2 separate regions of the Homo sapiens genome follow, and region 2 is linked to region 1. Evidence: chromatin loops called from intact Hi-C (ENCODE). Cell type or tissue: dorsolateral prefrontal cortex. All regions are shown on one strand. Links, peaks and the distances in the headings refer to the core of each region. The heading gives the core; the rest is flanking DNA.

Region 1 (10,134 bases), core at 4,881-7,380:
GGCGTTCGCTACCACGCTCAGCTAATTTTTGTAATTTTAGTAGAGACGGGGTTTCACCATGTTGGCCAGTACGGTCTTGATCTCTTGACCTTGTGATACACCTGTCTCAGCCTCCCAAAGTGCTAGGATTACAGACGTGAGCCACCGCGCCTGGCCAGGACCATAGATTTTACTGGCCCTTACGAAGGCGCAAGACTGACTTTATTCTGCACGTGATCAACTTTTTCAATGTGAGTACTTCCATTCTGTATATATCAGCCCAGAAAACATTTACATTTATTAATAGTCAGACAGCCTACATGGTTAAATAAACCTGGGCTTTTTCTTTATCTAACCCCCCCGCTGGCGACCAATCTCCACTGTACTGGCTACCACATTTCATTTTGAATGTTTTAAGCCCAATCATACAGCCTGCCCAATCCAGGAGGGCCAGGTCAGCAAGATGGAATATGACGCCACAGGGCAACAGAGCCATTATTATAACATTAGCCAAGCTAATGTACTGCCTTTTCTCTCCCCTAACAAAGCCCTGCCACCAATTGTTAAAATTATTATTTTTAGTCAACGAGAAATAATGAAATGGCATCCCCTCCTTCACACACTCAAACCGTTTTTATTTTTCCAACCCCCTCCCCCACCCCGACCAACACAAACCTTTGTTGGGGAGAGGAGGTTAAACAGAGGAAATTGAATGAATGGCCCAAAGAGTCAGTCTATCCCATTAGCATTTGTTCTCCTCTATTAATATTCAGTAGGTTGAACTTAAATTAAACCATGTCTATTGTCTTTCACAAAAGCAATAAATATGAGCTGAAAATTGTAAATCATTGCAGTAAAGGCAGCTTGGTTACTGTGCCTGCAACCTCAGCTAGTCACCATCAGCTGACGGGAGAAGTGCGTCTGGGATCCAAGACCATTTAGCCACAAGGCAGTGTCCATTTGTGCAGCCGAGAACTCTAAAGAAATTGAACACAACAGAACCCTGCCATCAGCAGCTCTGCACATTCAGGAGCTTTTCACCGCATCTCCCAAATTAGCAAGAAATGAAAAGACCGCACAAAACAATACAACAAAACAGGCTTCTGAGTCTGGAACAGCAGCATCAAAATGGAATAGGAATTCCTGTTGTTCTTGGTAACTGGAGACACTAGTGTATGGCTATCTCCCTCTTGCCTTATATGATGGGCGTTGGGAAAATTGAAACACAAATTAGGCCAAAGATTCCTTTAGCTGAAGGAACTTCTAAAGCAACCAATGAGAACGACAGATTTCAGAACACAAATGTATGGACAGAAGACAACTCTTTTCTAATATCTGGAAAAAAAAAGGGACTAGAGCATGTAGTCTGTATCATTTTATGATGTTTTAGACACAAAGAAGTTTTACCAGTCCTCTCTCATTAGCTACACATACATGACAATAGAAAACTAAAGGAAAAGCCAATGGCTCTATTCCACAAAAGCAGTGCCCCAAAACAAGGGTTAAAAAGAAAGGAAAAACAAGGAGGGCTTTGAGGCTGTTCCAGGGCTTCTAAAACATCTGGAGCACACCAAAGTCATTAGCATATTAGGGTGACTCAATGTATTTAGCTTTGTTGTAGAAAAGATGCACAAAAGGTAATTCTGTATTATAGAGCCAATGCCGTCTGTCACCCTGTCACTGTGAGACAAGGTTATCACATTACATATCAAACAGTCAAGCATCCAAAGACAGCTTTCATTTTCAGCAGCAATTTCTGTGTGTGTGTGTGTGTGTGTGTGTGTGTGTGTGTGTGTGTGTGTGTGTGTGTGCACTTTAAGATGATAGAAAAATTATAAAAGCAGCCCCCATGGCTGAGGTAGGGCCCTCTCTGAGGTCATCAGAATGCATGGTTTGCTGCCATTGATAGTGAAAAATAAATGTTATGTTCACTCAAGTTTTGCAAAGAGAAAAAAAAATGAATTGCTTTTTAAGCAGGGTAGGCATTCCGATGCCAGGGCAGATTTGGCTTTGGGCCTGCTTGGCATGGTCAATATGAACATGGAGTTTGCCCATCACTGTACACATGCAGGTCAGCATGTGAAGCTTCCAATGGAGCACAGAGCTCCAGGGAGAGGGGCGAGCAGGGCACAGGGTCTGCAGAGCACAGCCCAGGCTTGTCCACTGACTTGCTCACCAGATCAACACACTGGTGTGACTGAGAACAAATGCCAAGTCATGAGGCAGGATGTCGGTGGCACACTTGTGGTCAACGAGGCACAAATGAAAGTGGTTTCATACCTCGGCTTATGGAAAATAATTATCCCTTTCCCTTATGAGACCAGCCCCTGAGCCGACTAGGGCTCCCCTTTGTCTACTGTCAAATCAGCTATGGAGATTTCCCATTCCGGTCAAGAAAAGACAATCCAAAAACACCCCCACCCATCACTACTTAAAACAGTCCCAAGATTTGGAGGCAGGAATGGGGAGGATGAATAGGTGGACGCGGGGGACATATTTTTGTTATATTTAACCCCTGCAAAAACAGATGTAAATACTGATTTGTAAATCAACAATCTCACAAGAGCTCTCTCACCACCACCAGAATCCGCCCCCACGACACACCTTCAACAATCTACACCTCTTTTGCATGCACAATTTTTTGAGAAAGCGTTAGATACTAAGACCTGACACAGTGTTCATTATTAACATGGAAAAGTTGGGTCACTGGGTAGATAAGGAAAATGTCTGACTCTATCCTTTTTTTCCTATTTCAGAAACAAGTAAATGACTCTTTGAGAAAGATAGGACCCTGGGCCCCAGAAGGCAATAAACGCCTTGAGCTACAAAGGAACAAACCCAGCAGATATCTCCTATTTCCTCAGAGGAAGAGGTAAGCAGAACACTGCTACTACTAGAATGGGCCCCATTCTGGCTCTCTAGACCCCAAATGAGTAAGAACCACCAAAAGACAAAAGATCTCCCCTTCGTACATCCTAACCAACAATCCCAGGGGGACAGAAAACACTGCTCACTGAAAGGCTCCAACAAAAATAAATAAAAATAGACAACAAGGCTGACAGTTTAACTTTATTCAACACAAAACCTCTCACAAAAACAAAGAGCCGTGATCTTCATGAAAGATTTCCCAAACAGACCAGAAGCTATTTAAACTCTGATGATCACCACTGTGAACATAAATGTACTGCTCATTTTGGCACAACTCCCTGTTACTTCTTTGGGGCAAGGGCTCATCCTCCCCACTCTCTTCCCCTCTTCACTCCTTCTTCATCCTTAATATGACCTTTATAACAATCAGAACAAGTACAGTACCTAGAATAATAATAATGACTGAATTATAAACACCCACGATGCTCTACAATCGGCAGTTCTAGTTTTGTGTCCAATCCCATGACTACTCTATCCCAGGCCGTAACTGCTCTGGGTCCACACTTCATTTCAACACCCTTTTAATTTTACACTGACAACCCAGTCAAACACACACCCACCAGACAACCCAGTTATAAATACGCACCAAAATATAAATCCCTGGAATCCCCTAGGATATGCAACTCGAGCTTCTATCAGCTCATGAAAAGAATTCCACACCACAGAGGGCCCAGAACTGACCACCTCCAAGGTCAAAAGCCGCCTACAGAAGAAAACTGACTCAAGGCGACAGTGGGCTTAGGCTGATGTGTAACCATGAGCGGCAGAACAATGGCATCACTGCAGAGCAAGGGAACTCAGTCACATGAAGGAGACGGAAACACAAGGGCATTTTTTTTTGAGATTTTTTCTAAGACAGATAAATGGGCCCAACATGTGGAAAGTCTTGTGTTCAGATAAACTAACAGGCCCAAATTTGATTTCTCATCTCACAGAATTTGCACTTCTCAAAGGGAGATGTCCATGAACACAGCATGTTCACAGATAGCTAATGATATTCTTCTACCTTCAAGTAATTACAAGTGTGTATGTACTTAGGTCTCTAAAGCTTCCTATCATCTTTACCCCACAAATGTAAGGTACCAAAAGAAACCAGGTATCCAATTTGAGCCAGGCTCTCCAAAGATAAGCAAAGCTGCTGCTTTAACTCGATCGACAAGTGCCATAAAGTTATCGGTTTGTGTACTAATCTGTAATGATAAATGGGCAAAGCTCCACAAACTTTGTGTCCTGACTGACACCATAATTTGTAGATAAATAAACAGCCACACCCTTTGCCCTGAAACCTCTCTGGGCTGCCTTCATTCCCTAGGATAAAAGGAATCTCTTGGAAGTTCTAAGTTCTGTTTTCTTTGTAGCATGACTAGGAGGGACAGTAGTTCCCCTGTTTCCTTATTACCTCACTCACATATCAAGAAATCAACTGCCCTCCTACTTTTCAAATGAATATATTCAGAGAGGATTAAGTAGTCCATTCAAAGTAAAAAAAAAAAAAAAAAAAAAACTGCTGACAACAAATAACTTCAGAAAGGCCTACTGCCTCCCAGAGCAGCATTCTTTCCACTACTGAAATATAATGAATGGAAGCAGTACAGAAAGCAGCACTATAGGAATGTGGCCATGGAATCTGCTAAGATTTGAGGCACCAAACATTGAAGGTTCCTGAAATTCATCTGTGTTTACAGACAGTAATACAGACATGAATTAATGCACGAAATTCGGGAGAAGAATCAAGAGCACTCGAAGTTTAAAGGTCTCAATCCAGAACCACTTCAGGTCTCAGGATCTATTTGCATGCCTCAGTTTCCTCCATCTTTCAAGGAAAGATGATGGAGGAAGAAAAAGAAAGGATTAATGGAAATGAAAGCAAACATGCTGTTTATGAAGGAAACCAGAGCTATGGTGAGGATGAACTAATTAACTTTAATCAAACATTTATTTTTAAATGCTGGGAAATGATCAGATAAATTGGTAATAAAATAAAAGGGACCAGCTATAGCTGGATGGCATTCAGTCTCCAGAGAAATGTCTAAAGTCATACAAGCCTGATTGAAACTGCAGCTTTGGCCAAAATGGTCAACAGAGCTTAATGCTTTAAGAGCGACATTAATTCTCTCTTGTAAATTTCCACAGTGCCTTTGCAGGAGCCACCATTGCCCCTAGGGAGGATATCAAAGCTAAAAGAATATTAATATTAAGCAAATTGCAACACTTTTTACATAGTCTCTCATATATATATATATATATAGCACCTTGCCATCCACAATGGATTTAATCAGGACCCCAGCAGGGAAACCCACAAAGGCCTATTTCTCCAACAAAAGCCATACCAGCCTGAAACAAATCTAGAGCTATTTGGTTTGTCTTTTATTTATAGGAACAGACCTTCTATCCCAGGTTCCTCAAGATAAGCCACCAAAAACTGCACCTGACAGACCCGTGGAGCAGCCATCCTCAGAGCCGGATCATTGCAGAGAGACAGAGAGGAAGAAGGACAGAGGGAGGGAGGGAGGAAGAGCGCAGTGAGGCAGGCTCCGGAGCACTTGTCAACAATCCTCCCCTGTACGTAATAAGCAAGCGGCAGTGCAGATTCCGCGCGGCAATAGGACGGCCAGAACAGCAATGGGGCCGAGGGGGAGGGGAGGCAGCCAGGAGAGAAGGTTATTTATGTGCAAGGGAGGGAATCGAACACCAAAGAGGAGGGGTCTCCGGCTGGCTCCCCCCACCCTGATAAATTAAAATGAGAAAAAGGAAAAGAGTCACTAGCTTTTCATCCTGCCATTTCCCCAACCTGCAATGCAGACAAATCCGAAGTATAGAATTTCTGACATATGGGGGGAGGGGGACATTCACAGTTTAATTGTGCACACTTTTGTGTCCCCAGCCGGTCAGATGCCCCCACCCCATTGCCAAGCACACCCCACCCCCACAGACAGCGGACTCCAGGGCGCAGTTTCAATGGCATCCCTTTTTAATATCATAATCTGTGTCATTCAGCACTTGCCTTTTATTTATTTTTATTTGTTTTTTTGGCTGGGAAACCTGGGCAGCTCTCCAGACAGACTGCAGAAATCTCTTTCCACATGCTCCTCCTCCAGCCCGCCCTCCCCCTTACTCTGATTCCAGCTTCCACGGAGCCTCATTACTTATGAAGTGACCGCATGGGCCACCGCTGCCCCCACCAACAACAGAGGGGCACCCCTCCCCCTGCCCTGCGCAGGCCCCTCCCCGAGGCACATAAATTGATCTAATCTAATCAAACAGAAGCTGTTTTCTCTCATTGTTTCTTGAGGATCTTTCACAGAACTGGCTCTGTGGTCTGGCAGCTGCTGGGAGGGGTGAAAAAGGCAGGAGTCCAACTGAGGGCTGGCCAGCTCCCTGGCCTCAGACAACTGGAGTACACATCTCCTTTCATATGTTATAGCTTTTTGATTTTTAAAGTCAATTTTCTTGAAGCCTTTCTTTGAACTTCAACCAGCAATGATAATGTCCAAAACACATGCTCTCAACACTACCACATGCTTCTCTTCATGCCCTTCCAATGGGAGGAAGATGGTGGCCAAGTCCACATGGCACTGGAAGTTTTCCTCAGATGCATCCAGAGGAAATGGAAACATGCCTTACTAATACTTTCAGTTTCTTCTTTCCTAGTTGTGGAACCATCTAACGAGGACCTTCTGGGTTCTAATACTTCACACACAGTAACTTATTTATACCTCACAAAAACCCTGAAGGTAGATGTCAACTTTGCTCAGGAGTGAAGTCACCCAGGCTAGCGGGTATTCTCTCCACAATGGCCAACTCTTGTTTCCTAAATAATTAAAGCTCATGAACATGCCACAACTTCTTACATCAAAAATATATAAACATAAATATATATATACATGTACATAAACACACACACACACACAGACATCACGAAGGTAGATGATGGTCCTCCTTAGTGTCTAGTTGATATCCACCACTTTAAAATCATAATTATACATAGGGCCTCAGAGATACTCTACTACAATTCCCCCACTTCATAGATGATGAAACTGTGGCTAAAAACAAGTTTGTCTCTTAGCAAAGGTCACAGAGGTAGCTCCTATGTCTCAACAGACAGGAGGCTATCCGAGAACCCAGTGGCACTGGGGAAGAAGGGGTGGGGTAACCTCAATATACAATTCCCTACAGAACATAGAAGGCTGGAGAAGAGGTGCTCTCCAATGGCTGCCAGGGTGAGCCCCCAGAGCAGACCCTTATTTAGTGCTCTACAGTGCAGCACGTTCCTGTTAACAGTGAACAAGTGTTTGGAATGCACCCCACTACAGCGTAAGTCATACAGAGTCAATTAAAGGACATTCGGGGGATGACTATTTGGCCTTTTTCCTCTTCCTTCTACTGGGACATGTCTTTTGGCTGCTTCAATGATCAACAGCACCCAAAGCAGAGAATTGGAAAGGAGACCTGAGGCAGATATTCTGATTATGCTAATTCTCAGCAAGGTTGGTAAGAAAAGTAGAAACGCCGAGACATAAACAGTTGGCCAGAAATGAAGTTTCAGAATCACGTATGATTAGTGGTTTTCCTGAACACCCCCAGTTCTGTCACTCAAACACTCAGAGTGCACACAGGCATCAGCACTAATAAAACACTATCTGCCCCTTTCCTATCTCCACTGCTTCCTCCTATTCTAGTCAATTAAAGAGAAACGGGTATTTAAATTTTAAGAAATAAGAAAAGCCTGACCATCGTCATTACTTCCTGATCATGCAGGCAATATTTCCTAAAACACAGTACATGCGAGTCAGTCCTGTGTCTGTCAGGCCAGGAAGGAGACTTAACAAAACTCTCCGTTGTAAATAGCCATAAGTTTTAGACTGTTTACATGAAATGTTGGTCCCCTACTAAAGAAGAAACATGCAAACTACCCTATTAGACTCACAGCATCCTCTGGAAGACCAAGAATAACACTAAGAAATGGATTCAATTTAGGAATAACAACACAACTTACAATATTTAAAGACAAGAAAGAGCAGAGGGCGGAAAGACTGGGGAAGAACTTTTCTTTGCTCCATCCATGTTCATTAATAGGCTGAAGGCACCACCATCTAAGTTTCAACAGTGAAATATCAGAGCAAGTCATAAATCTTAAACCAAAGTCCTCTGAATAATCAATCCACTTTAATTTTTAAGGATATAAAGAATATCTGTGAACCCGCTGCCAAACCAAACTACTCAAACATAACCTAAAGCCTTGCCTATGTGCTAACTTTTTAATATTATAACATAAACATATATAAATAGCATTTTGTTTCACTGCATTTGATTATAAACTTTACAAAACAGGTTCCAATGGGAATTGGGTTTTTTCCAACTCAACATCAAGTTACTAAGATCCATCCGTGGCCTTGCTTATTATATCGCTTGCCTATCCATTTTCATTATTACACAATGGAGTATTTATAATACTACACAACTGATGAATGGTAGGTATTCCACCATGATTCTCATGTCCAAGGGCATCTAAGGCGCTTCTAGTTTATTGCTATCATGAACCATGTTGCAATTCCTCTCTGCAAGTCTCCTGGAAATCATGCACTAGAGTTTCTCTTAGATAATATTTGGGACTGGAAGTGGTAGATATCCTTGGATATGCAAATGTTCAAATTTACAAGTTGAATGGCAAATCAGTTTCCAAAGCAGGTGTCAACTTTTGATTTTGCACCAGTAATGTTACCACTGGAATCTCAAAATGTTTAAAGACCTTCTATAACATGTCACAAGAGAGACCAAGGAACTCTACTAACTCTAATTCAGGAGAAGTCAGAATTTTCAGATGGGATCTCATATTCACAGTAATTCTATGCAGACACCCAGGTTCATGGCTGCCATCCACCTAATTATCACCTCAACCCCAAGACCAACCCCAGTTGGTGCCTTGGTATTTCAGTACCACGCTATTAATAATTTCCCCAAAACTACTAATCGCAAAGGAGGGGTAGGGTGGTGTGGATTGTCGTATGATAGAAGAGAGTACAAGGTTATGGTGCCAGAGAATTTCACATAATACAGAATTGTAATGATCATACAGCATCAGCCATGTATTTGTAATGATATTTCTGTGTTATATGGATGAAATTACGTAGTATTGACCATATCACATAGGGTGTGATAAAAATTAATGCAGAAAGGGGATCTACTGTGCTAATATTTGACTTTCAAAAACATCATTAAAGTGTGGGCACTCTGTGACAGCAGTATAGTAATAATAAATGTTACCTGTTGGAATTTTATTTAAATAAAAGTTAATACACTGGCACTATACCAACCAGAATTAGGTACACACACAGTCTGGCTTGAATGCTTTCCAAGAAGGCTTGGTAATTCCTGAAACACCAACAGTGCTGAACTTTGTAATGCATGTGGCTGGCCCGATAGCTAACATGTCAACAAGGCCACACTGTACAATTATAAAATAATACCAATAATTACAAGAACATAGTAGGGTGACCCGGACTGGGTGATGGTATGCAAACTCGTGAAACTAACTGGGTTGTTAAGGCTACAATTAAAGTAGTTGTTCCAATTCAGAAGCTATCAAAAAAGACAACACTGTAGCCCTCCTTATCCGGATTTTAGATTTCCAAGGTTTCAGTCAGCCATGGTCAACCAAGGTCTGAGAATATTAAATTTAAAAATCCCCAAAATAAACAATTCATAACTTTTAAATTGCACACCATTTTGTGTAGCATGCTGAAACCTTGAACTATCCTGCCCAGGACGTGAATGCTCTGCACTGTACAGTATTTATGTATAAGCAAAAAACACAGTATATACAGGGTTTGGTAATAGCGACAGTTTCAGGCATACACGGAGGGTATTGAAATGTATCACCCATGGATATGGGCGGACTACTGTATTCTACATGAATTTTTTAAATTAAAAAATACTGACTTATTTGATAAACACCTTGCACTAAAAACCTTAGTGGATCATAGTACACATAGCTATGATTAAGAATGATTAAGAAAAATCATAAGACTTCTGCCTCAGTTTCCTCACCTGTTAAACGGAAATAAGGACAACACTGGTGTTGGAGGCATTAATTACACAAGTAAAAGGGTTTGTGCTACACTGTAAACATACAGGGCTACCTACATGTATTCATGGTAATAAAACACTCAAATTTTGGTTCAATATATATTGTTGGCTTTTTGGCTGGAAAAAGAAACACATAATAAA
Region 2 (10,134 bases), core at 2,493-4,992, 140 kb after region 1:
CCTTCGGAGGCTTGTCATGCTTCAGCGATTGCCACCCCCTCCCATTTTACACCCCTTCCAAAGCCACCGTCCTTTCCATCCAGGCTTTCGGATATAAGTACACATTCTGCAGAACCACTTCTTAGCTGTTCCTTTATTTTACCCCCATCTCCCCAGGCCGCCCCAACACTCATTCTGCCATAACTGGATAATGGAAAGAAGCTTAACAGGGAGGTAGCAACCATTTCCCTCTGACTAAATGAAGTCCTGGCGTTAAGCTGCACTCCTCAGGAGGAAATGACAAGCATTTTGGCAAATGAACTTTTTTGTTTTCTATTAGCAGCAGCAAGATATCCACTGTTGACAACAGCAAAAGTTCACAAAGATAAGCTTCTAGGCTGTGTTTTTAAAGCTCTTCGGAAAATCTAGCTCTACCCTTACGAAAAGCCAATTTGGTCAAAAATGCTGTCAGAAGGGTTTGGAGGTTTGGTTTTAAATTTCCATATTAAGTGATGGGGTTTGGTCTTTTCAGAGAAGGAAAGAGTCACCACACTATCACAATTTCTAGGAAGCAGGCATGCACATTAGGTATGGTGTCCCACTGTCGTCCATCACCTATCCCCTGTTCTGGGGTGTGGGGTTGTCCATACTATTAACCGATCCCCGCCGCAGTTAAGCCTTAGGAGTTGCAACCCCACAGCATCCTCGGGGGCTGCTGATGTACACTTCATGGAACCAACTTTCTTCTTACTAAATCCTCCGCTGAATGCAGTTTTTTCTCAGGGCCCCAAGCAACACAAACACATCCTCAGGAGTGCAGGTAAAATATAAACCCTCTGGGGATCAGCATGCACACCACCCAAAAACCCCCTACTGCATATCTACAGAGGTGCACAGTAACAAAGCACTGGCAGACAGACAGGAAGCACTCCATAAGGTCCTCGGGAACGCAACCATTGAGTTCGCGCGTCACACCGGACTTCTGAAGACAGGACAGCCAAAAAATATCCTTCATAAGGAGTTAATGCCATGGCTTGAAACAGTCAACCAGAAAATTCACTAGAACCAGCTTACTCCATTCCCAGAGCATTCAGAGTCTGTCTACATGTTACTATAATTTGAAACCTGATTCTAAGAACATCCTTGTACCTAGGCCATTTCACAACTGATGCTCTTGCAGAAGGTATCGGTTCCCTCCTGGGCACCTACTGCTGTTTATAACCAGTTGGTTAGGCTTCAGGATCCTTTCCTGGTGGTTGCTGACATGCCTTTTGCTGCCCCTCAAGCAGATCTTTGAGCTATCTCTATGTAGATAAAAGGAAAGGCCTCACTCTGTCTTATGTCAGATACTGATAAGCCGCTTTAAGATTTTCTTTTTCATGGGAGTGGGAGAATAGTTTAGGAGAGTAAGAGAATAACACTCCAGGAAGCCCAGGGTCTCTTTGGACACTGTGTTCAGAGTTTCAGAGTGTTGAATTCACCATCTCTCCCCACAGCCAAAGAAGACAACTTAACTGTTTGCCATCCAGTAAGTTGCAATATGTCAGCATTAACCCAAACCCTCGATCACGCAGCTAGAAGCAATACTAATATACAGGTGGAAGAGAATGCCTACAATGAAAGGGGCACAGTTGTGCCTATTAGAGCACCTAATCTCCACTCAGGGACGCACGTGCACCCCACATTACAATGGAGAACACTGAGAATTTAAACCACGGCCTGGTGATCCTCCTGGACATGCAGCTAATAAGTGGCTGAGGGACAACCAGTGGTCAGCTGGCGCCCTGATTGTTATTACAGCAGTGCATTTTCTAGGAGGCAGGCCACTGGCGAGGTCTCCTGGGGTCATGAGATGACTCTGACATGAAATAACAAACACACACAATCAGATATGCGTCCACAAAGCTGTTTCTCACCCTGCCCCCAAAAAATGTTTAAACATTGAGAGTGTAGAACTTTCAAGCTACCAAAAGAAAATGTTTTGCCTTAAAATGACAAAAAAGCAGAAGAAACTTTGATGAAAGATTCCTAAAACTCAAAATATACTACAAACACCCTAGCCAGGAGAAACACGTTGAGCAACGGAAGTGCAACCAAGCGCTGCTAGGCTGACAACAATGACCATGAAACTGCTGTTTCCTTATGAGGCCCTGCAAATTAGTCCTTCCCCCAGCGGGAGAGGATATGGAGCTCACGGTTTGCTATTTTCCTTTTCATTACTACTATTCCAGGGTGCAGGTAAGAAAGAGAAAGAGAAGGAATTTGGGAAGACGTTAAGAAGTAAAACTCTAAACTATTACTTATGTTGTTTGCTCTCTGTTGGAAGATCATTGTAACTAATAGTTAAAATATACTTGGCAGAGACCGTGCTAAAAAGCTCTTTAAAAGAGGGGCCATACAAGGATCCCCAAACTCTGCTTAATCAGTACCAACACCACAGGAGATTCATCGGACACACTTGTCTTCCTGGGCTCCAGAGACTTCCTAAGGTAAAATGGGAAGACACAAATGTCTCCAGGAGAGCATATGTGACAGTTCTTTGAGAGAAAGCTGATCAGTATTGACCTTTAATTTGGAGACACTAAGCCTCGTGCCATCTCTTTTATGAATATGAGAGAGCACTTTGGGACCTTTTCCAGCTGGGAGGAAGGAAGCACAATTATTCACCCCCGTTGGCTAGGAGACCTGATGAGCTCCACTTTCAAAACCGTAACAGACCAGCCACCGCCCATGCCCTCCAGTTTCCATGAGGCAGAGACCCCTGAGTGGAGAAGGGGTCTGAATGTAAATGAGGGAGGGGCTGGGACAATCCCACACTATCCTGTGAATGACCATGATGCTGGTCCCAGATTCCTGCTTGCCCAGTCCAAAAGCAAGTGAACATGCTGCCCGGGCTCATCAGGTCCCTGGGGAAGAGGGTCACCTTACACTGTTAAGACAGCATTCACGGAGAGCCCTGCAGAATACTCCTTAATTGCCTGGAAAGTGACCTGTCCAATGGGGCTTTCCTGGCTTCTTGGCTGCCAGCCAAGAAGTAGCCTTAACTTCTGTACCCATGGGGAGAGATGAGGGCAAGTCCCAAAGCAGTATCACTTCACAAAATAAATCTCACAGAGCCAAATCTGGAATGTTACTGCACAGATATTTGAAATCCCAGCTGACAGTCCTATACCTATTTGGGGCTGGGAGGATGATTAAGGCTTTAAATCTCAATTACACTTATGGAACTCTAAATGACTGCGTGGTTTTTTTTTGTTTTTTTTTTTTTAATGCAAACCTAAGTTTGGGATGCAGAACTACAGAGACAAGAACTCAGCAAGCACCCCCACTTCCTCCAAAGAGTAGTCAAGTCCCACAGCACAGCCCGGAGCAGTAGCTGTTAAAAGACAAGGGCTGGGCTGGATCCGGCCAACATTACAAGGACAACCAACTGGTCTCATTCCTTAGTCTTGTGCTTTTAAAGGGCAGACGATGTGCCAACTATTTTAAAGCTCCAACACACTAATTCTGTAAACAATAATAGCTACAGCCTGCACACTGCGCACTGGAATGGATTCCTCAACTTGGCCTCATCACTTATGCAGCTGATGAAACAAACACTGACAGCTTTTTTGCATTTGTAAAGGCCCCACAGCAGCTGTGGTGATCCCACCATAGAGCAATGAATTAAGCCTGAAACCCAGCTGGGTCTGAACAGAAGCCTTTTTTGCACAATACAGCAAGACTATCATTGTTAACCTAGGCATTATTGGGAAATATTCTGCATTACATTATAGGGCAGTTCTAACTCAATTCTTAAAATTAGCTCTAATAAGCAATTTTAGTAGGAGGGATGTGGCGTTAGCCTTTGAAAGGCACAAGTATGTGTATAGGTTATAGGTACACCACATAAAAGCGGCCCGGCAGAACACAGATTTCCAGTTAAACAATGCAAAGTTTAAAATATTAACTCCTTCTTAGATATTCTCTCTCTCTCTCTATCTCTCTCTCTCTCACACACACACACACACACACACACACACTCACACCTACCTTCTAAACTGAGGTGGGTGTCTAAACTAGTAAATTCTTGGCTACTTGGCCACTGCAGAGAAAAATATTGAATATAGCTGTCAGGGCTCCTGTTAGTAAGCCAAACTAATGACCTGAGCACAGGAGTCAATTTGGAACAGAAAACCATACCAGAAAAACTGGAGTGTGAGAAGCATGATTAATACCATTAGTAAAGAATTTTTTGACAATGACCTTGAGCACTATGAAATAAATAAGATTCCAAATACTGATTAATACCATCAGTAAAGAATTTTTTGACAATGAACCTGAGGACTATGTAATAAACAAGATTCCAAATACTGACGGACACACTGGTGTTTACAGGCTTCTTATCATCAGGAAGTTCTAGGAAGGCAAAGACACCCACACCAAGACATGTGCTCCTACAGAATCGGAACACGCACTCTCTGCTTCACAAAATGCTTCTCAATACCACTAGGCCACATGACATTTGCAGTCCCCACCATCCACTTCTCTTATGTTGCCTTACAGTTTTTCTAACAATTAAAAATTGCCTGAAATTAGCCAGGCATGGTGAAGCGCAGCTCTAGTCCCAGCTACTTGGGAGGGTGAGGTGGGAGGATCGCTTGAGCCCAGGAAGGTTAAGGCTGCAGTGAGCTGCGTTCACGTCACGGCACTCCAGTTTGGGTAACACAGCGACACCCTGTATCTAAAAAATAAAAATTGCCAGCCGGGCACGGTGGCTCACGCCTGTAATCCCAGCATTTTGGGAGGCCGAGGCAGGCAGATCACCTGAGGTCAGGAGTTTGAGACCAGCCTGGCCAACAAGGTGAAACCCTGTATCTACTAAAAATACAAAAATTAGCCAGGCGTGGTGGCGGGTGCCTGTAATCCTGGCTACTCTGGAGGCTGAGGCAGGAGAATCACTTGAATCCGGAAGGCGGAGGTTGCAATGAGTGGAGATCGCGCCACTGCACTCCAGCCTGGGCGACAAAGTGAGACTCTGTCTCAAAAAAAAAAAAAAAAAAATTGTCTGACTCTAGTTAAGGACCAATCTCAACAATTTCACACCAACTTGGGGAAAATAAATCTAGTAAATTCAGAGAAATCAAAAGAATACAGTAACATCCCTCCTCCTTTGAAGAACTCCTATTTCTTAATGGAGTTCATTACGAAGGGTAGTTTTTCAAAGAAAAATAAAAACCATTTTTGGTTCAGCAGGCTTGGAAGGAGAAGAAAATCAGGGATAATTTCTAGGTCATTCTACTCCCCATAGTCCTCTGCCAAAGAATGCTGACAGAGGTAACCACAAGAAAGTCAAAACCTAAGGTAATGCAGGAAATCTGAAGTCCCACCATCAAGCCACTGGAGCATATGATTCCAGCACAAGCACGTGTGACCAGTGTTTACGGTTTGCAAAGGGGTAGAGGAAATGAGACCACTCTTGGCCACCCACAGTGACATGGAGAGTGACAGGCAGTAAGGAAAATGAGGACCCCTACCACACACACACACACACACACACACACACACACACACACACACAAACACACACCCTCCAAAGGGCAAGCTAGAGCCCCAGAAGGGGAGGGCACAGCATAGGACTCTGCTGAACAGAGCACATCACTTCAGAGGCATGAACTGAAACACAGCTTAATGACAGAAAATAAATTTAGTAGTAATACGTATAAGCACGCTTTTCTAACAAGGTATTCCAAGAGAAATGCAAACAAATCCACACAAAAACCTCCACACAAACGTTCACCGCAGCATTGTTCAAAATAGCCAAACGGGCCGGGCACGGTGGCTCACGCCTATAAATCCCAGCACTTTGGGTGGCCGAGGCGGGTGGATCATGAGTTCAAGACTAGCCTGGCCATCGTGGTGAAACCCCGTCTCTACTAAGAATACAAAAATTAGCCGGGCGTGGTGGCGCACACCTGTAATCCCAGCTACTCGGAAGGCTGAGGCAAGAGAATTGCTTGAACAGGGACCCGGAAGTGGAGGTTGCAGTGAGCCAAGATTGCGCCACTGCACTCCAGCCTGGGCTAGAGTGAGACTCCATCTCAAAAAAAAAAAAAAAAAAATAGCCAAACCATAGAAACAACTCAAATGTCCATCAGCTGATGACTGGATACACAAAGCATGATACATCCATACAATGGAATGTTATTCAGCCACAAAAAGGAATGAAGTACTGATACACACTCCAGCATGAATTTTAGAAACATAATTTTAAAAGACACAAGACACAAAGTCCACATATTATATGATTCCATTCACATGGAATATCCAGAATAAGCAAAAGCACAAAGACAGAAAATGATTCGTAGGTGTAAGAGGCTGGAAGAACTGGGGTGAAGATCACTTGAGGCCAGGAGTTTAAGACCCACCGAGGAAACACAGCGAAACCCCACCTCTATAAAAATTTTAAAATAAGAAAATTAACAGGCAAAAAAAAAAAAAAGGCATGAGATTCTTCATTTATACATACCTTTTCCATGTCAGTGCCTACTCAGACAAAGTCAAAACCATCCCCTGGGCCGGGCGCGGTGGCTCACGCCTATAATCCCAGCACTTTCGGAGGTTGAGGCAGGCGGATCACAAGGTCAGGAGTTTGAAACCAGCCTGACCTGCACGGTGAAACCCCGCCTCTACTAAAAATACAAAAAATTAGCCGGGCATGGTGGCGCGCGCCTGTAGTCCCAGCTACTTGGGAGGCTGAGGCAGAATTGCTTGAACCAGGGAGGTGGAGGTCGTGGTGAGCCAAGATTGCGCCACTGCACTACAGCCTGGGTGACAGAGCAAGGCTCCATCTCAAAAAAAAAAAAAAAAATCCCTGAATTTGTATATAAGGTATACAATATACAGTAGGACGTAGTAGGGAGTACAAAAGTAAATTCAGTATTCCTTATCAACTTTAGAAATCTTTTAACACTCAGCAAGGAGGATTACTTGCTGCTGATGGCAGAAACCACATTCCTTAGAAGAGAAAACACCAGGCCGGGCGGGGTGGCTCACGCCTGTAATCCCAGCACTTTGGGAGGCCAAGGCGGGCAGATCACAACGTCAAGAGATGGAGACCATCCTGGCAAACTAACATGGTGAAACCCTGTCTCTACAAAAAACACAAAATTTAGGTGGGTGTCGTGGCGCACGCCTGTAGTCCCAGCCACTTGGGAGGCTGAGGCAAGAGAAGCGCTTGAACCTGGGAGGTAGAGGTTGTTGCAGTGAGCCAAGATAGCGCCACTGCACTCCAGCCCAGGCCACAGAGCAAGACTCCGTCTCAAAAAAAAAAAAAAAAAAAAAGAAGAAGAAGAAAAAACACCATCCAAGGCCTTCATAGACCGTATATAATGCCTGTCCTGAAAAACAAGCTGTTAATGCCTGAGCAAAGTGACATCGTCCTTTCTTTATTGGGATGACCTCCATGTACAAAGGGAGTAGTAATAGGACTCTTCTTACCATTAAGGTCTTCATTTGTATTAAAGAACTGTAAGCAAACAATGTTTGGCTGTAAAAGCTTTGCAAGTCAAAGATAATGGCCTTCCTTGGTAAACTGACTGTTCTTTATAATCATCATTATTTATACTCCCAAGAGGCTTTTGCCTAATGCTCCAATAAATTCTGGAAAGAAATAACATGACAATTTCAGCAAGTCTCATGGAAGAAGGCAAGGGAAAAAAAGGCTACTTGAATAGAAAGTGTGTTTCATCCTGGGGTATGTCAGTGTTGGGACAGTGATCACATCGCTTAATTAGAGCAAGGAGTACATTTAGAAGAAAGAAGAAAAAGCCACCACTTTTTAGCTTCAGGTATTTCCAAGTGAAATCTATCCTCCCCACCTCCCAATGCTTTCCAGCTTACCAGGGCCAAAAGAAAACCCATTTTAATAGCATCATTAGAGTTTTGATTTATCACAAGTACAGAAGAGCGTGCAGTATTGCACTCCTTATCTCATCCAGACAAGAACTCCATTGAACATGAAGCTTTGCAAGTTCTTATTTGTACCAGGAGTTTCTGCAGAACTAATTGATGGTGTTTATATTGAGCTGGTGTTTATATTTGAGACAAGTATTTCCCGACCTCTTCAACTATGAGACTTGGCCCATGGCTTAGATATGCCCAGAGCCCAGACTCTGGGACACTTAGGCAAGCCAAATATGTTCTTTATTTAAAGGAGGTTTCCTTTCCCTCTGTCAGCCACCTTTTAGATTCCAGCTAAGTTTAAACCACAATGGTTTGGAATCCTAACAGTAGTTTTGAGGATTACAATACAGAATGAGTATTTCAAAACATTTTTAAAGACACAGAACACTGAATCATGCAGTAACACCCACCAATCGCTCCCCTCAAAGTAAGTCAAGTTCAGAAGTTCACTATTAAATCCAGACCCTCCCAAATCCAGACCCTCCCTGGCCCCCTGCACTGTGGAAAAAAGTGATAAACTGCATTGGTATTTAAATAAAAATCTGATCTCTGCCACTCGAAGATGTAATCATCACTGGGGATTACTTTCATGCATCTTTAAAATTCTTTCAGATTAAAAGATCTGTCAGAGTGTCAATACCAATACTATTAAGCAAAACTTGCCTTTACTTAAAGTTTTAGGTCAAGACCTCAAACCAAAAGCAAAAACACTGCCAGGCCCAAACACTGCTGCATTGAGATGAATGAACAACTACTCTGCTGTCCACAGTTTAATCTGACTGTCCCTTTTTTGCATTTGGAAAGTGAACTTGAGTCAGATCTAAGTAAAAATTATTTGCTCCTGGAATGACAGCTCATCGTGGCTTTAAAATCCTTTTTTAGAATGAGGGGCATAAATACATAAATATATAAAAGTAACCCCCATCAAAAAAATGTAACCAGCTAGGAGTCCCAGTGAGAAGGCTGAACAGTGGTTAAAACTGAACGTTAACCAAACCCCACTAAAATAACCTCATCTCCCCAACATACCCATCTAACCCCTGTCCTAAGTGCAGATGAGCGAGCCCTAGCAAACATTTTATGATCTTCAAAAGATTAAGAAGCCAAGTCCACCATTCTTTTGGCATCTCTCAAAGCCAGTGGCATTTGCCACTCCAAATCATCAGTTTGAGAAGGAGATGTGGCATTGTGTATAGGGTCCAGCCTGGTGCTGTCACAGCTCTGGGAAGGCAAGACCATGCAACCAAGCCCTTCAAGGCAGATGAAAACCATGTGCTACCAATTTGACTGGGACTCCAGACCATGACTCCTTATTAAATGCCTTCTATTCACATCAGCTCTTTCATCCTCCAACATCAAGACATTATTACAAGCTGAAAATAGAACAAACAGAGCTTTAGTGCTCTGGGCAGTGTAAGAATGGAAAAGGAGGCAATTTAGGTAAAACCAAGTGTTAGGTTCCACCTCATCTCTAAGGGTACATCTTGCCTGGAGAATAAAAGGCAGGCAAAGTAGTTCATTCAAAAGTATGCAAAAAAGTCATGCTGCTTCTTAGTCACACTGTGAACACTACCCTCATCCTCACAAACCAGGGAAGGCAGAGGGAAGATAAAAATCCCATCCATCCAAAAATATGTCTGGGTGTAAAGAGACTCACACTGCATTTTTCCATAAGTTAGGAAGAAAAACCAAGCCTTGGTGAGAAGGAAAGGTGCTAAGCACCCTTATTATCTGAATTTCTATCCTCTTCCTCGAACAACTGGGATATACTATAATCAGCACAGATGACCCAGAAACAGTTTCCTCTTCAATCTTGCACTTGGAGAATTACAGCCACAAGAATCTGTAAGACTTATAATAACATGGTCTAAATAGTCACAGTTGGTGTTCTGCTGTTTTGTTTTGTTTTGAGACAGGATCTTACTCTGTTGCCCAGGCTGGAGTGCAGTGGCGCAATCTCGGCTCACTGCAACCTCTGCCTCCTGGGTTCAAGCAATTCTCCTGCCTCAGCCTCCCAAGTAGCTGGGATTACAGGCGCTTGCCACCACACCTGGCTAATTTTTGTATTTTCAGTAGAGACAGGTTTTCACCATGTTAGTCAGGCTGGCCTCAAACTCCTGACCTTGTGATCCGCCCGCCTTGGCCTCCCAAAGTGCTGGGATTACAGGTGTGAGCCACCACGTCCGGCTATAGTCACAGTTCATAAAGCAC

What was found. Peaks named below come from ENCODE experiments on the same cell type or tissue, not always from the same donor. Only the 100,000 strongest peaks of a DNase experiment are listed, where the experiment ranks them.
Region 2: it touches region 1 in a loop (4-fold over the local background); 9 of 110 quality-filtered maps call a loop at or near these places.

The regions. Positions count from the first base shown.
Region 1 is chr6:15,396,176-15,406,309 of GRCh38, reverse strand. All of the region lies in intron 2 of JARID2 (jumonji and AT-rich interaction domain containing 2), which reads right to left. Among named protein-coding and RNA genes, the nearest start is that of DTNBP1-AS1, 140 kb to the left of the region's middle. RefSeq lists enhancers at 1,258-1,948, 2,018-2,312, 3,172-3,672. In dorsolateral prefrontal cortex, for the core only: a CTCF peak has its summit at 6,142; DNase peaks (open chromatin) are centred at 5,489 and 6,129; H3K4me3 peaks cover 1,767 bases; H3K27ac peaks cover 2,244 bases.
Region 2 is chr6:15,258,480-15,268,613 of GRCh38, reverse strand. The region is part of intron 1 of JARID2 (jumonji and AT-rich interaction domain containing 2); the gene reads right to left. Among named protein-coding and RNA genes, the nearest start is that of JARID2-AS1, 15 kb to the right of the region's middle. RefSeq lists enhancers at 1-130, 131-688, 689-1,247, 3,242-3,381, 3,387-3,896. In dorsolateral prefrontal cortex, for the core only: no CTCF peak of the experiment used is centred there; a DNase peak (open chromatin) is centred at 3,473; H3K4me3 peaks cover 1,414 bases; H3K27ac peaks cover 2,500 bases.